Linked DNA regions of Homo sapiens: region 1 is linked to region 2. The links are chromatin loops, found by intact Hi-C in ENCODE. Cell type or tissue: heart left ventricle. All regions are shown on one strand. Links, peaks and the distances in the headings refer to the core of each region. The heading gives the core; the rest is flanking DNA. Region 1 overlaps WDR12 (WD repeat domain 12). Region 2 has its middle 39 kb from the start of FAM117B.

The links. A loop is a pair of places that touch in the nucleus more often than their neighbours do. Peaks named below come from ENCODE experiments on the same cell type or tissue, not always from the same donor. Only the 100,000 strongest peaks of a DNase experiment are listed, where the experiment ranks them.
Region 1: it touches region 2 in a loop (2.3-fold over the local background); 59 of 110 quality-filtered maps call a loop at or near these places.

What each region holds. Positions count from the first base shown.
Region 1 is chr2:202,880,217-202,888,941 of GRCh38, forward strand. WDR12 (WD repeat domain 12) reads right to left here. Exons shown (of 13, transcript NM_018256.4): 9 at 4,179-4,319; 10 at 3,982-4,087; 11 at 3,393-3,525; 12 at 2,495-2,567; 13 at 1-721. The coding sequence ends at 644. Among named protein-coding and RNA genes, the nearest start is that of ICA1L, 13 kb to the left of the region's middle. In heart left ventricle, for the core only: no CTCF peak of the experiment used is centred there; no DNase peak of the experiment used is centred there; H3K27ac peaks cover 307 bases.
Region 2 is chr2:202,591,377-202,600,101 of GRCh38, forward strand. No RefSeq gene overlaps it. Among named protein-coding and RNA genes, the nearest start is that of FAM117B, 39 kb to the right of the region's middle. In heart left ventricle, for the core only: no CTCF peak of the experiment used is centred there; no DNase peak of the experiment used is centred there.

The DNA of each region.
Region 1 (8,725 bases), core at 206-8,205, 290 kb after region 2:
CTCAACAATCAATTACTGGATTTCCAATATAACCTTTTACAGCATTTCAAAAACAAATCTTAATTCGGCCAGGCACAGTGGCTCACTTTGGGAGGCTGAGGTGGGCAGATCACCTGAGGTCAGGAGTTCAAGACCAGCCTGGCCAACATGGCAAAACCCCGTCTCTACTAAAAATACAAAAATTAGCAGGACATCGTGATGTGTGCCTGTAATCCCAGCTACTTGGGAGGTTGAGACAGGAGAATCGATTGAACCTAGGAAGCGGAGGTTGCAGTGAGTTGAGATTGCGCCACTGCACTCCAGCCTAGGCAACAGAGCAAGACTCCATCTCAAAAAAAAAAAAAACAAATAAAAATAAAAAAGCAAATCTGAATTCAAACCAATACCTTTAAAGAGAAATGTAAAACTCAGTTTAATTTCAAGTTTGTATAGAGAATGTATGCCACAGTTTGTATTTTATAAACACAACCTATCTTATTATAAATACAAAATAAGAAAAAGTGATACGTTAGCTGTTATGAAGGGTGAAAACATTATATAAACTTCAAAAGGCTGCTTTCTGCATCTGCATCTATGTAATTTCATGGTTCTCTACCAATTTCATTTACAGAAATAATCTCTATAGTCAAATTATTGTTCACTTTCATGCCCCAACATGGGAAGTGGTAGGTGAATATCTGTAGGAATACAATTTATTGTCTGCTCCTCCACTCAGAAGTAGCTGTGTAAAAGGAGAGAAAAAGACAAGAAAACATAAATAAATATAATTATTTCACATCATAGCTAAACCTAATTAAATACTAATGATTTTCATTACAAAAGGAATTATGGGTGAGCAGTTAACTTGCATTGAGAGTGAGTAAAGGGACCAACGTTGTTTCACTACTATACTATGATACAGTTTATTAAAACATTAAAAGCTATCATTTAAATTTGGTTGAGACATAATATGCTGTTGCACTTTCTATAAAGCATCTGCCAAGATACATAAGTTTGAAAGGGATACAGTTTTACCTATTAAAGAAAATTAAAAATTTTTAAAGGACAACACATTAATTGTATATTACAAATTATTCAAGTAGCCCTAGGCCTTATATTTGGAAAGAATTCTTAGGCAGTAAGAGCTTACGTATATACATAAAAATAATTAAATTGTAATTCTTTAAACACATTTTATAATGCAGACTTATGCAAGATTTTTCCAACTGGTAAACACTTTGATCCAATTAGTCTTAAGTAGTGAGTTTTTGGAGGTAAAATGTTTCATGAAGATACTCGTGGGGGCTAGGCACAGTGGCTCACACCTGTAATTCTAACACTCTGGGAGGCTGAGGCGGGAGAACTGCTTGAGGCCAGGAGTTCAAGACTACCTTGGGGAACACAGTGAGACCACGTCTCTACAAAAAATTTAAAAATTTGCCAGATATGGTGGCACCCACCTGTAGTCCCTGCTACTCAGAAGGCTAGGGCAAGAGGATCACCTAAGCCCAGGAGTTCAAGCCTCAATCTCTAAAAATAAATAAAGAAGATACACATGGGGGCGGGAGGATTGCTTGAACCCAGGAGTTCAAGGCTGCAGTGAGTCACGACCGCACCACTAACATTCCAGCCTGGGCAATAAAGGACCTTGTTTCTTAAAACAACAACAGCAAAAACAACAAAAAACCCACTATACTCACAAGAAAAAAAAATGCTCCAAAATTTCAAATTTACTATTCCTAGTATTATTATTATTTTGAGACAGGGTATCACTCTGTTACCCAGGCTAGAGTGCAGTGGCGCGATCATAGTTCATTGCATCCTCGACCTCCCAGGCACAAGTGATCCTCCTGCTTCAGGCTCAAGTAGGCTCAAGTAGGTCACACCACCATGGATAACTAATTTTTTAATTTTTGTAGAGACATCATCTCACTATGTTGCCTAGGCTGGTTTTGAACTCCTGGGCTCAAAGAATCTTCCCCCTTTCCCTCCCAAAGTGGTAGGATTACAGGCATAAGCCACCATGCCTGGCCTATTAAAGGACAAATTTGTTTCTTCTTTGAATGAGAGGTGACATTTTATAAATAATATTAAGTGAAATAATACAGAATTATAAATATCAAATATATTGAAACTAATAAATGTTTTTTTTTTCTTGAGATGGAGTCTATCTCCCAGGCTGGAGTGCAGTGGCTCGATCTCAGCTCACTGCAAGCTCCGCCTCCTTGGATCACGCCATTCTCCTGCTTCAGCCTCCCAAGTAGCTGGAACTACAGGCGCCCGCCACCATGCCCGGCTAATTTTTTGTGTTTTTAGTAGAGACGGGGTTCCACCTTGTTAGTCAGGATGGCCTCGATCTCCTGACCTCGTGATCTGCCCACCTTGGCCTCCCAAAGTGCTGCGATTACAGGCGTGAGCCACTGCACCCGGCCCGAAACTAATACATTTTATAAACACAAACACCAGATTTATTCTAGTCACTTTCCTCTTCATCAAATAACTAATAAATTCTTACCCCTGTGTCTGTCCAGTCTACACTCAGAACTTTGTCTTCATGAGCAGCCAGATCATAGAGAGGAGCCTTACAACTAAAAGATGAAAATATTAACATATTATATGCATTCACAGTGTTAAAACAAACATTTGAATAATCACTTATACTTATCTGAAAACTTTACAGGGTTTACCAACCTTGCCCCAATAACCACTTAATCTTAAAATTCTGTTTATTTGATCATCTCTCCTCTTTTTCCTGTATCATTGGTAGACCACAGACATTTATTATAACAAATATATTCAGAAAAAAATGTTATTTCATTTTAAGAATTTATTTATAATTAGGCCCATTTTCACACTTCCTTGACTACTTTAACCCCCAAACTATGGCCTTATATACTGTTTGTCTAGCTATCTATATGCAACAAAACAACATATTAACATGAATTTCTTTTTCTTTTTGAGATGGAGTCTTGGTCTGTTGCCCAGGCTGGAGTGCACTGATGCAATCTCGGCTCACTGCAACCTCCGCCTCCTGGGTTCGAGCGATTCTCCTGCCTCAGCCTCCTGTGTAGTTGGGATTACAGGAGTGCGCCATCATGCCCGGCTAATTTTTGTATTTTTATTAGAGACAGAGTTTCACCATGTTGGCCAGGATGGTCCTGAACACCCAGCCTCAGGTGATCTGCCTGCCTCAGCCTTCCAAAGTGCTGGGATTACAGGTGTGAGCCACTGTGCCTGGCCAAAAATTTTTTTGATCCTGGCTTTTCTTTTGCATATCAGTATTTGTCACATGAGGTTGCAAAACCATGAGGCTTTTTTTACTCTTCTGGTTTTAGATAAGAATTTCAGTATTCATTTCCTTTCTATAACAGGTAATTGATATGTTTCTCTTATAGATCATAAATAGAATTTACCTTCTTGTATCCCACAGCTTAACAATGTTATCTAAAGATCCTGAAATCAGCTGCTGTTCATGGGTAGGAGACCATTTTACTGATGTCACCCAACCAGTATGTGACGTTAGGGACAGCGACACCAAAGAACCATCTGAACAAAGCAAAAAAGACAAGCGTTGAATTTTAGAAAAGGGAAGTAGGTAGAAGGAACCCAAAAAATATTTGTAGAAATTTTTTTTTTGAGATGGAGTCTTGCTCTGTCACCAGGCTGGAGTGCAGTAGTGCAATCTTGGCTCACTGCAACCTCTGCCTCTGGGATTCAAGTGATTCTCCTGCCTCAGCCTCCTGAGTAGCTGGGATTACAGGCACGCGCCACCACACCCAGCTGATTTTTGTATTTTTAGTAAAGGCAGGGTTTCTCTATGTTGGCCAGGCTGATCTCCAACTCCTGACCTCATGATCTGCCCGCCTCGGCCTCTCAAAGTGCTGGGATTACAGGCATGAGCCACCACGCCTGGCCAGAAATTCCTTTTTTTGTACATCTCCAGAGAGATGAGAAATAGATGTTATTCACACATATATTCCCCCAGTGGTTTACATGACTCACCTTTAGTTCGGGGATCCCACAGTCTGATATGCCTATCTGTGCTTCCAGATGCTAAACGTTTACAAAGTGGAGAATAGGAAATACAATTAAACACTTTATTTCCTGTCTGAAAAAGAAAAGGAAAGAACATTAACCATGGTAGACTAAAAACCATCTCTAGAAGTTTATCACTTAAAAGAACACTGAATTTGTCTTACCAAAGTTGACTTAAGACTGCCAGACTCAACATCCCACACTCTAATTGTATGGTCCCAAGATGCACTGCAGATTTCTTCAGCATCTGACCACAGAACTGAGGAAACTGCCTCCATGTGGCCAGAGAGGGTCACTATGGGAGTCTAGAAAGGAAGAACCCCAAAAGGGGAAAGTGTTTTCATTACAGAATAATTGAAACAATAATAGTACTTATTACTTACAAAGCCCACATGACAGAGACAAACTGCCCATCTTTCATATCCTGACTTATTTCTTCCTTTACAATGGAATGGATATTTCTGTTTTTATTTTATACAAGACACTGAGGCTGATAAAGATAACTTGCCCAAGGTCATAGAGCTTATAAGTGGCAGACTTGAATTTGACCCCAAATATTACTCGTCTGTAGTCTTTCCACTATATTCTGCTGCTCCTCATCTGTTCTACTTTTCATTTTGATCAGCATTAACACAAACTTAACTCTCCCAGCTGACAAATGTTATATTAAAGATTAGTGCTGGATGGTTTCCCAATGGCCTTGGACTGATGGATACAGTTTCTCCCCCCCTCTTTTCTTCTTGCCTGTAGTTCTCAAAATAACTATAGAATATTCTGGGAATATAACATCCTGAGATAGGGAGCAACTGGCCAGCATAGCCTGGGGGCTCTATTCCAGCTCTTAGAAACAGGATGTCCTTCAAACTTTGCCCAGAGTCAAGTGACCCCAGGGTACAAAAACCAGGGCAGGCTGTTTTTTGGGATCCCTCAGCTGTACTGCAAGTGAGGCATATGCAGTTAACACTCCATTTGCCCCTGGCAGCTTTCTTGAGCCTTGGGGGACTGGCTCACAATGGATCCTCGGCTTCTGTTGTCCCTTGCTGCCTATCTGTAAGTAATAAACCCGTTTCATGTAACGTGTTGCGTGTGTGCTCTTCCTCACCAGATTCAGGCAACTGGTAAAACTGCAGCCCAGGATGCGGTGGGTGAAAGTATTCACACTTCTATTCCTGGTGCCTGGCATACGATGACCTTTACTATCCTCCAACCAGTGGGAATCCTCCCTTAGACTGGTTATTAGTGAAACTGCTTCACAGTTAACACAAAAACCTTTGTGATCAGACAGATATAGGTTTCAGCACCTTCACACAAAATATGCCGCCAATTTCTACACAACTCCTCCAGGTAAATTAATCTCAGTAAGTTATTCTTACCACCTCATTCCTCAGTATCTTTAAGTCCTATTATTTAATCTTTAAATAATGTACACAGTTCACTTATTAATACTCCACAATCTCTAATGTCTTTCTAAACTAAAAGCCCCAAACTAGGTAACTAGGTAGAGTACCTACCTTAAATATAAGGAGTATATAAAAGAGAGTGGGAAGAGCCAGGCACAGAGGCTCATACCTGTAGTCTCAACGCTTTGGGAGGCTGAAGCAGGAGGATCACTGGAGCCCAGGGGTTTGAGAACAGCCTAGGCAACATAGTAAGACCCCGTCTCTACTAAAAATAAAATTAGCTGGGCTTAATGACACATGACTATAGTCATATCTATTTGGGAGGCTGAAGTAGAAGGATCACTTGAGCCCAGCAGTTTGAGGCTACAGTGAGCTACCATCACGCCACTGCACTCCAGCCAGGCCCACTCCTGCAGTGGGCCACTGCACTCGGCCCACAGTTGTTTTAATAAGGGGTTGTTTTTTACAACACTTTATAATTGTAATTTAGGTTTTTGTGTGAACAAGAGAGATCTTGTCTCTAAAAAAAAAAAAAAAGAGAGGAGGCCACACACGGTGGCTAACACCTATAATCCTAGCACTTTGGGAGGCCGAGGTGGGTGGATCACTTGAGCTCAGGAGTTCAAGACCAGCCTGGGCAACATGCTGAAACCCTGTCTCTACAAAAAAATATAGAAATGAACTGGCTGTGGTAGCACACTCCTGTAGTCTCAGCTACCTGAGAGGCTTACATGGGAGGATTGCTTGAACCTGGGACGTGGAGGTTGCCATTAGCTGAGATTGTGCCACTGCACTCTACCCTGGGCAACACAGTGAGAGTCTGTCTCTTAAAAACAAACAAACAAACAAAAAAACTAGCTGGGTGCGGTGGCTCACACCCGTAATCCCAGAACTTTGGGAGGCCGAGGTGGGTGATCACCTGAGGTCAGGAGTTCAAGACCAGCCTGACCAACATGGAGAAGCCCCGTCTCTACTAAAACTACAAAATTAGCCAGGCGTGGTGGTGCATGCCTGTCATCCCAGCTACTCAGGAGGCTGAGGCAGGAGAATCGCTTGAACCCAGGAAGCAAAGGTTGCAGTGAGCCGAGATTGCGCCACTGCACTCCAGCCTGGGCAACAAGAGTGAAACTCCATCTCAAAAAAAAAAAAAAAAAAAAGAGGAAAAGAATTCTGGAATAGGGGATAGTCAATCTACTTTTATATAACTTTGCTACATTTAACTTCCTTAAATATTGCCTCATCTGTAATATTTAGGAGTTATAACTGGATCAGAAAGCAAACTTTTTCAGTAAAGAACCAGCAAGTAAATATTTCAGCCTTTGGAGACCATACACAGTTTCTGTTGTATATTTTTCTTTGCTGAGTAATATTCTGCTGTATGAATAATACCACAGTTTTGTTTTTTGTTTTTTTGAGATGGAGCTTCACTCATCGCCCAGGCTAGAGTGCAATGCACAAGCTTGGCTTACTGCAACTTCCACCTCCCAGGTTCAAGCGACTCTCCTGCCTCAGCCTCCCAAGTAGCTGGGATTACAGGCACGTGCCACCACGCCTGGCTAACTTTTCGCATTTTTAGTACAGACGGGGTTTCACCATGTTGGTCAGGCTGGTCTTCACTCCTGACTGCAGGTGATGTGCCCGCCTCAGCCTCCCAGAGTGCTGGGGTTACAGGTGCCCCACTGCACTTGGCCCACAGTTGTTTTAATAAGGGGTTGTTTTTACAACACTTATAATTGTAAAAACCATCCTTAGCTCTCTGTAGCACAAAAATAGGTGACAGCCAAACTGGCTGTTGGGCTGTAATTTGCCAACTCCTAGACCAAATGATCCCTGAGGTCTCTTAGCATTTTCCTGAAAGAAGTAAAGGAACCTGATAGAGGAGTGAGAAACAGAACAATCTCTGATGTCATCTAAAACAAAATGAAAAGGTGACATAGAGGTAATCAGAAGGCTCTAGAATAGAAAATGACATGGTAGGCCGGGCGCGGTGGCTCACGCCTGTAATCCCAGCACTTTGGGAGGCTGAGGCGGGTGGATCATGAGGTCAGGAGATCGAGACCATCCTGGCTAACAAGGTGAAACCCCGTCTCTACTAAAAATACAAAAAATTAGCCGGGCGCGGTGGCGGGCGCCTGTAGTCCCAGCTACTCGGGAGGCTGAGGCAGGAGAATGGCGTGAACCCGGGAAGCGGAGCTTGCAGTGAGCCGAGATTGCGCCACTGCAGTCCGCAGTCCGACCTGGGCGACAGAGCGAGACTCCGTCTCAAAAAAAAAAAAAAAAAAAGAAAATGACATGGTAAAAACAATAGGCAAACTTATCATATGAATAAGCTATACCATTCCTAGGCATTTATCCAAGATAAATGAAAACAGGTTCACACAAAAACCTAAATACAAATGTTGATAGTTTTACTTATAACTGCCAAACTGGAAACAATCAAATATCCTTCAGCTGGTGAATGATTAAACCAACTGTGGCATATCCATACCACAGAATACTACTCAGCATCAATAACCCCCAACAACCTCAAAAAATGTCAAATGCTTTATGCTAAGTGAAAAGGGCCCGATACAAAAAGCTATATACACTATACTGTGTGACTGCACTTATATGACATTCTGGAAAAATTACAGGGACAGAGAACAGAGTAGTGGTTTTCAGAGGATAGAGGTGGGAGGAAAGTTGACAAGAAGGGGCAATATGAGTTTTCAGGAATGATGGACTGTTCTATATCTTGGTTGTGTAGCAGTTACATGATTCTATATATTCATCAAAACTAAATAGTTATACACCAAAAAGTGAATTTTCCTCTAATAAAACTTTTCTTTAAAAGTAGAAAAGTCAACATTGACATTGTCACTACAAACTAAGTGGAACAGAAGTACTGGAGGGAAAAAAGCAATTTTGAGAATTAAGGAGGAAAAGACTATTGTATGTTAATATATCAAGCAAATGACAGGTAAATGAACTGGCAGCATTATTCACATTAACACATTTCAGGCAGTAGAAAGAAATGCAAAGAGAAGATACCTATTTTTGATATGTTTTTTCTCTTTTTTCTATTATTTTGCTAAAATCCAAATTTTTCTTTGCTTTTTTTGAGACAAGGCCTCACTCTGTCGCCCAAACTGGAGTGCAGTGGTGCAATCGTAACTCACAGCAGCCTTGACTTCCTGGGCTCAAGTGATCCTCCCACTTCAACCTCTCAAGTAGCTGGGAATACAGATGCACACTACCATGCCTGGCTAATTTTTAAATTTTTAGAGATGGGGTCTTGCTATGTTGCCCAGGCTGGTCTCAAACTCCTAGGC
Region 2 (8,725 bases), core at 213-8,212:
ACATGGTGAAATCCCATCTCTACTAGAAATACAAAAATTAGCCGGACGTGGTGGCATGTGCCTGTAGTCCCTGCTACTCAGGAGGCTGAGGCAGGAGAAATGCTTGAACCCAGGAGGCAGAGTTTGCAGTGAGCTGAGATTGCACCACTGCACCCCAGCCTGGGTGACAGAGTGAGACTCTGTCTCAAAAATAAAAAATTAAAAAAGATTCCTCTAGATGTATAAACTGACTGAAAGTTCTCCAGTTATAAGAACGTATATTGGAAGTTTTAGGTGGCAAGTGAAGCTACTGATAGCTGCTTTACTAAAGATGAACATGAAATAATGAGGAAAGGCTGGGCACGGTGGCTCACACCTGTAATCCCAGCACTTTGGGAGGCCGAGGCAGGCAGACCTGGGGACGGGAGTTCAAGACCAGCCTGACCAACATGGAGAAACCCCATCTCTACTAAAAATACAAAATTAGCTGGGCATGGTGGTGCATGCCTGTAATCCCAGCTGCCCGAGAGGCTGAGGCAGGAGAATCGCTTGAACCTGGGAGGCGGAGGTTGTGGTGAGCCGAGATTGCACCATTACATACCAGTCTGGGCAACAAAAGCGAAATTCCATCTCAAAAAAAAAAAATAAAAAAAAGGAAAGAATGAGACATGACTGTATCTATCCTGATAAATCAAAATACCTCCAAATAATCTGGGGAGTGCTAAAGTATCATGGATTATATCTGACTCAGCAATCAAATTTCAACCTATTGGGGTGATGGGGGGGAGGAAGTCCACCCTTTCAAAGGGATTTACGCAGAAATAGTTTATATTTCTCATCCCAAAGCAGATTTGAAGAATTAAAACCAGAAACCAGGCCCGGTGCGGTGGCTTATGCCTGTAATCCCAGCACTTTGGAAGGCCAAGGCGAGAGGATCACTTGAAGTCAGAAGTTTGAGACTAGCCTGCCCAACATGGTGAAACCCCGTCTCTATTAAAAATACAAAAAAATTAGCTGGGCATGGTGGTGCACACCTGTAATCCCAGCTACTCAGGTGGCTGAGGCAGGAAAATCTCTTGAACCCGGGAGACAGAGGTTGCAGTGAGCTGAGATCTCACCACTGCACTCTAACCTGGGTGACAAGAGTGAGACTCTCTCAGAAAAAAAAAAAAAAGTGAAAATAAAACAAGGAACCAGAACCAAGATTCTTCAATTCACAGTTTGAATAAAATTATGGAAATAGTCTCTCCTAAGGTATGTAGAATTTCAGTAAACCATGCTCTATCTAGTCCTCCCTCTCAATTACTTCTGATTTTCTGTATCATATACATATCTGCATACAAGAGGAATACTTTAAGCTCTATTCTCTAAGAAAGGAGGAAAGCATGATGAGCATAGGGCTAAATTTAGCCAGCCAGCTGTGTTTTGTTTGGCCTGCAGAGTATTTAACATTTGTTTTTATCTGAATGCCTTTTAGGTGGGACCTGGACCTTCCCCAAACCCAGCAACTTCCAGTTGTCTTAATCCAACTAGATTTACCCATTTATATTACCTTCCTAATCTTTGTAATCTTTGGTTTGTACCTGCTGTAAGAACTTTCGTCGCAGACATAATGTGAATATAAGAGCCTAGAGGAAAAGCTTGGCATTGTGGAATTGAGAGGAGGGGAACTTGAGAGGTGAGCCATCCCTGTCTAAGACTCTGACGTAGGGCAGCTTTTCTGCCCTCTCCAGTGGTGCACACTTTTGTCTTCTTCCATAGGAAGTCCATGGTTACCTTATTTCTCCATTCTCCATGCCCACATCTCTCACTGAAACCTGTATCTAAATAAGGTTCCAATACTTATTCATGGGATAAATGACTACCCAAAACTAAACAAAACTGGCTTACCTTAAACCCCAAATAAACTTTCATTATATAAGCATCACCAAGCAAATGGGGTACTCAGAATCATCATACACTCAGCTTGGTTGTCTGCATAGAAGCTTCTCTCTTTTTTTTTTTTTTTGAGATGGATTCTCACACTGTCGCCCAGGGTGGAGGGCAGTGGCGTTATCTCAGCTCACTGCAGCCTCCGCCTCCAGCGTTCAAGCAATTCTCCCGCCTCAGCCTCCCGAGTAGCTGAGATTACAGGCAGCCGCCACCACGCCCGGCTGATTTTCTTTTCGCATTTTTAGTAGAGACGGGGTTTCACCATGTTGGTCGGGCTGGTCTTGAACTCCTGACCTTGTGATCCGCCCACCTTGGCCTCCCAAAGTGCTGGGATTACAGGCGTGAGCCGCTGCTCCCGGCTGAGGCTTCTCTTTTTAATGCATTTTTCTTTTAACTTGATAGGAGAAATAAAAGTAGAAAAGGAAAGCCATGCTTGAGTAAAGAAAGGTTAAACAAAAAGAGTTTCAAGTCAGTCTTTTAGCATGTTAGGACCAAAGGGAAGAGGCATTCAGGAATATTCGCTCTAAATCAAGCCCCTGCCTCCCTGCTAACTGAGGCCAAGAAGTACGGAGCTGTGTGCTAGTAACTTCAGAAACTCACCCCAGTGTCCTTCACCTTCACAGTCTTATTTGTACAAAGATTTATTTGTACTGTTTCTCACCCAAAATTTTTCTAATAGTAACCCTGGGCTATTTATTCTTATAGTCTCTCCTGTCAAAGAAAGCAGTAGATGATATCCTTTTATCTATTTCAAAGTTAATGAGGCTGGGTGCAGTGGCTCAGTCTGTAACCCCAGCACTTTGGGAGGCCAAGGCGGGTAGATCACTTGAGGCCGGGAGTTCGAGACAGCCTGGCCAACATGGTGAAACCCCGTCTCTACTAAAAATATAAAAATTAGCCAGGCGTGGTGACGCAAGCCTGTAATCCCAGCTACTCGGGAGGCTGAGGCATGAGAATAGCTTGAATCTGGGAGGCAGAGCTTGCAGTGAGCCAAGATTGCACCACTGCACTCCAGCCAGGGCAACAGAGTGAGACTCTGTCTCAGGAAAAAAAAAAAAAAAAATTAATGAAAATCTTCCCTATAGTTTGTTCTTCTCTAAACTACAAAATCCCCTTCTCCTTCTCCCGATCCCTTTAGCCTCTTTCTTAGATATCTTATTTGGAAATGCTCTCCTCATTTATTGCTAAACTTTATCTGATTTATCTTCACCTAAATTATGGGGGCCCAAATTTGACTTTTAGTGTTTTCAACTTTAGTATACAATGGATAACTTACAATTTTATATTGGGTAAGGTTATTGATGCTACTGATCCTGTTAAACTGCCTTTTCTGGACCAAAATGTGAGTGAAATTCAGGCTAGAATTCAAAAAGCGTAAAATCCATTATTCAGCATACAGATATGCCTCTCTTTAAGCAAATCTGCTACCTGAAAACATGATTTTATAGAACAAAAACTGATTCTTTAATTAAAAGGATTCACCAATACTTTTCATTAAATAGACTCTCCTCTGGTACAAATAGTCTTTTCAGTTACACATTTATCATGCAAATCAACATGCAGTTGCATAATTTGGGAGGGTGAGAAGAAAACTGTGCAAATTAAAGCAATATAAGAGCTGCCAATTTTATAGGAAGTAACGATATGTTCTTGTAAGTCCTGTAATTCTACACTGCTCTTTCCTGCACCTTCCTTAATAAGTCTCCACCCAAAAGCAAAATTAAAGGGTTTCATTTCTCTCTCCTCTAGACTAAGTAAATGAACTCCTCTCCAAACAGATAGTGGGTAAATAGGAAGGAAATTAACTGCTCAGTTTAAAAAAGGAAAAGGTAGGCTGGGCGCGGTGGCTCAAGCTTGTAATCCCAACACTTTGGGAGGCCGAGGTGGGCGGATCACCTGAGGTCAGGACTTCCAGACCAGCCTGGCCAACACGGTGAAACCGTCTCTACTAAAAATACAAAAATTAGCATGACATAGTGGCACATCCCTGTAATCCCAGCTACTTGGGAGGCTGAGGCAGCAGAATCGCTTGAACCCGGGAGGGGGAGTTTGCAGTGAGCAGAGATCGTCCCACTGCACTCCAGCCTGGGCGACAGAGCGAGACCCCATCTCAAAATAGTGATAATAATAAAATTGACTAATGTATACATTAGTCTGCTCCTTTATACAATTTATTTTTGGCCGGGCGCGGTGGCTCACGCCTGTAATCCCAACACTTTGGGAGGCGGAGGCGGGCGGATTGCCTGAGCTCAGAAATTCGAGACCAGCCTGGGCAACACGGTGAACCCCGTCTCTACTAAAATACAAAAAATTAGACGGGTTCGGCGCCATGCGCCTGTAGTCCCAGCTACTTGGAAGGCTGAGGCAGGAGAATTGCTTGAACCTGGGAGGCGGAGGTTGCAGTCAGCTGAGATCACGCCAATTGCACTCCAGCCTGGGCGGCAGAGCAAGACTCCGTCTCCCGGAAAAAAAAAAAAAAAAGAATAATGAAATGATAGCAGGACATTGTGGTGGGCACCTGTAACCCCACCTACTTGGGAGGCTGAGGCAGGAGAATCGCTTTAACCCCGGAGGTTAAAGCTTTTTACTCCCATTGCTTCACCTTTGGCACACCACTGCCTACTATGTGCCAGGCAATGTTAGGTGCTGGTATTGCCATGTTAGGCAGAACACTGCCTGGCACCCAACAGATGAAGTCTTGCTCTCATGGAGCTCCTGTTTAGTGGGAGCGATCAACAGAGAATAAGTAAACAAGAATTTATAACGTTCAAAGAGCTATAGAAGGAAACAAACTAGATCCCAAAGCAGAGAGTAACAGGAAGAATTACAGGAGACTCTGCTAGGCTGGGTGGTAAAGGATGGTTCATGTCCTTGGTGCCTGATGAGCAAGAGGGAGAGAGATGTGAGTTGAGGTTAGAAGATAGGCAGATGCCTGAACAGCCTTACAGACTTTTACTTTTATTCAAAGGCGCAGGAAAAAAATCCATTCAAGTTTTAAGTAGTAAAGTGACATAAATTTGTTTCCAAAAGATTAGTCTGGCCACTGTGTAGAGAATTGATTGAAATCTGCCAAAAAATAGAAGCTAGTTGACCTGTTGGACTATTTTTAGTTTTGGAGAATGACAATGGTGGGTTGGTCTCAAAAGGTGGCAACAGTGATGGAAAGAAAATTAAAATATGTTTGAGTATGAGTATTTGAAAGTGGGAAGTGAGGTCAAAGAAGTTGTCGAGAACAACACCTGGGTTTCTGGCTTCAGTAAGTGGGAGAATGATGGTGGCTTTTACTGAACTGGAAAGTTTGCTGGGACAGGTTCCTAATAATGACTTGATCCAATAGATCAAGTCGTATACAAAAGAATGATACAAATACATAAGAATGATCTGATTAAGATCAGATTACTTTCCTAATAATGACTTGATCCAACATGCATCTCTCTCTGAGACTTTAGTTTTTTTTAAATTTATTTTTTAATTTTTTGGGGTTTTTTTTTAGACGGAGTCTCACTCTGTCGCCCAGGCTGCAGTGCAGTAGTGCGATCTTGGCTCACTGCAATCTCCACCTCCCAGGTTCAAGTGATTCTTCTGCCTCAGCCTCCTGAGTAGCTGGGATTACAGGCGCCCACCACCACGCCCAGCTAATTTTTGTATTTTTAGTAGAGATGGGGTTTCACCATGTTGGCCAGGATGGTCTTGAACTACTGACCTCAAGTGATCCACCCGTCTCGGCCTCCCAAAGTGCTGGGATTACAGGCCTGAGCCATGGCTCCTGGCCTGTGTTTTTTTAATACACTTTATTTTATAGAGCAGTTCAAATTCACAGAAAAATTGAGTGGAAAATATAGCACATTCTCTTATGACCTCTTCCCCACGACCAGCCTCCCTCACTATCAACATCATGCACTAGAGTGGTACTTACATTACAATCAATGAATCTACATGCATACATCAACATTATCATCCAAAGTCCATGGTTTATATTAGGGTTCACTTTTGGTGTTGTACAGTCTCTGGGTTTCACAATGTATAATGTGTCCACAATTATAGTATCCTACACAATAATTTCACTCCCCTAAAAATCCTTTGTGCTTCTCCTGTTCATCCCTCCCTCCCCTAATCCCTGGTAACCACTAATCTTTTTTACTGCCTCCATAGTTTTGCCTTTTCAAAATATCATATAGTTAGAATCATACAGCCCTTTCAGATTGGCTTCTTTTAATTACCAATATGCATTTAAGTTTCCTCCATGTCTTTTGATGGCTTGATAGCTCCTTTCATTTTAGCGCTAAATAAAATTCCATCCAATGGATGTACTGCAGTTTATTTATCCTTAGTTGACTTCTTATTTGCTTCCAAGATTTGGCAATTATGAATAAAGTTGTTATAAACATGCGTGTGCAGATTTTTGTGTAATTTTTTTTTATTAAAAAATTTTTAGAGACGGCATCTCATTATGTTGCCCAGGCTGGACCTGAACCCCTGGGCTCAAGTTATCGTCTGACCTCAACCCCTCCAGTAGCTAGGACTACAGACGTGCACCACCATGCCTGGCATGTAGGCTTAAGTTTTTGACTCCTTAGGGTAAATAGCAAGGAATGCAATCACTAGATCATATGTATGAGTGTGTTTAGTTTGTAAGAAACTGCCAAAGTGTCTTCTATACCATTTTGATATCTCATCAGCAATGAGTAAGAGTTCTTACTGCTGTACCTCCTTGTCACCATTTGGTATTGTCACTCTTTTGGATTTTAGCCTTTCTAGTAGGTTGGTACTGATATTGTTGTTTTAATTTGCGATTCCCTAATGACTTACAATGTTGAGGATTTTTCATTGCTTATTTGCCTTCTGTGTATCTTCTTGGTGATGTGAATCTGTTCAGGTCTTTTGCCCTTTTTTTTTCAGACAGAGTCTCACTCTGTTGCCCAGGCTGGAGTGCAGTGGCGCGATGTCTGCTCACTGCAAGCTCTGCCTCCCGGGTTCAGGCCATTCTCCTGCCTCAGCCTCCTGTGTAGCTGGGACTACAGGCGCCCACCACCATGCCCAGCTAATTTTTTTTTTTTTTTGTATTTTTTTAGTAGAGACGGAGTTTCACCATGTTAGCCAGGATGGTCTCGATCTCCTGATCTCGTGATACGCCAGCCTTGGCCTCCAAAAGTGCTGGGATTACAGGTGTGAGCCACCGTGCCCAGCCTCTTTTGCCCATTTTTAAATTGGGTTATTTTCTTATTGTTGAGTTTTAAGAATTCTTTTTATTTTTTTAGTGACCAGAAATTATTATTAAACTTTATTTTTAAATGACACCAATTATAGCTACTTTTCTTTTTATTTCAATCAGTTTTGGGGAGACGGGTGGTATCTAGTTACATGAATAAGTTCTTTAGTGGTAATTTCTGAGATTTTGGTGCACCCATCACCAAATCATGAGCAGTGTATGAGCAGTGTACACTGTACCCAATGTGTAGTCTTTTATTCCTCACCCCCCACCCTTTCCCCCGAGTCCCCAAAGTCCATTGTATCATTCTTATGTATTTGCATCTTCATAGCTTAGCTCCCAGAGTTTTAAGAATTCTTTGTGTATTTTGAGCTGGGCATGACAGTTTGTGCCTGTTGTCCCAGCTACTTCAGAATCTGAGGCAGGAGGATCCCTTGAGCCCACGAGTTCTAATTCAGCTTAGGCAACATAGCAAGACCCCATCTCTAACAAACAAATACATTTTAAAAATAGTTCTTTGTATATATTTTTTAAAAACAACATTTTTTTTCCCTTGAGACAGAGGCTCACTCTGTCACCAAGGCTGGAGTGCAGTGATGTGATCACAGTTCACTGCGGCTTCAACCTCCCAGGCTCCAGCCATCCTGAGCCACCATACCCTGCTACTTTTTTTTTTTTTTTTTTTTTTTGGAGAGATAGGGTTTGCTATATTGCCCAAGCTAGTCTTGAACTCCTGGACTCAAGTAATCCATCCATCTTGGCCTCCCAAAGTGTTGGGATTACAGGCCTGAACCACCACACCCGGCCATATAACACTGTTTTATCAGATACATCTTTTGCAACTATTTCCTCCTAGTCTGTGACTTATCTTCTCATTCTCTTAATAAGCTTTCAGTTTTGTCTCTTCAGACCACTGTTTCATGTGACATTTTCAATTTTTAATTATTGTGTTAAAATACACATAAAATTTACCATCTTAACTATTTTAAGTCTACAGTGGAGTGGTATGTATATATTCAAAATTTTGTGCAACCATCACCACCATCCACCTCCCTAACTCTTTCATCTTATAAAACTGAAACTCAGCCGGGTATGGTGGCTCACACCTGTAATCCCAGCACCTTGGGAGGCTGAGGCAGGCAGATCATCTGAGGTCAGGAGTTTGAGACCAGCCTGGCCAACATGGTGAAACACTATCTCTACTAAAAATACAAAAATTAGCTGAGCGTGGTGCCAGGCGCCTGTAGTCCCAGCTATTCAGGAGGCTGCGTCAGAAGAATCGCTTGAACCCGGGGGGCAGAGGTTGCAGTGAGCCGAGATAGGGCCACTGCACTCCAGCTTGGGGGACACATAAACAAAACAAAACAGAACTGAAACTCTATAACAGTTTCATTTTAATTCAGTCAAATATGGAGATATTTTATATTGAATAAGACTCTTTTTTCCCTTTTAAAAAAATAAAAATTTTTTTTATTATAGAAGTAATATGTATTTCTAATGGAAAACTTGAAAACACATAATTAGAAAAAAGAGGAAAAACCTATGAAAACCTCTGGCACCAGGAAGACTAGTGGCCTTGGAAGTAGTCTGGAAACCGCACCCTTA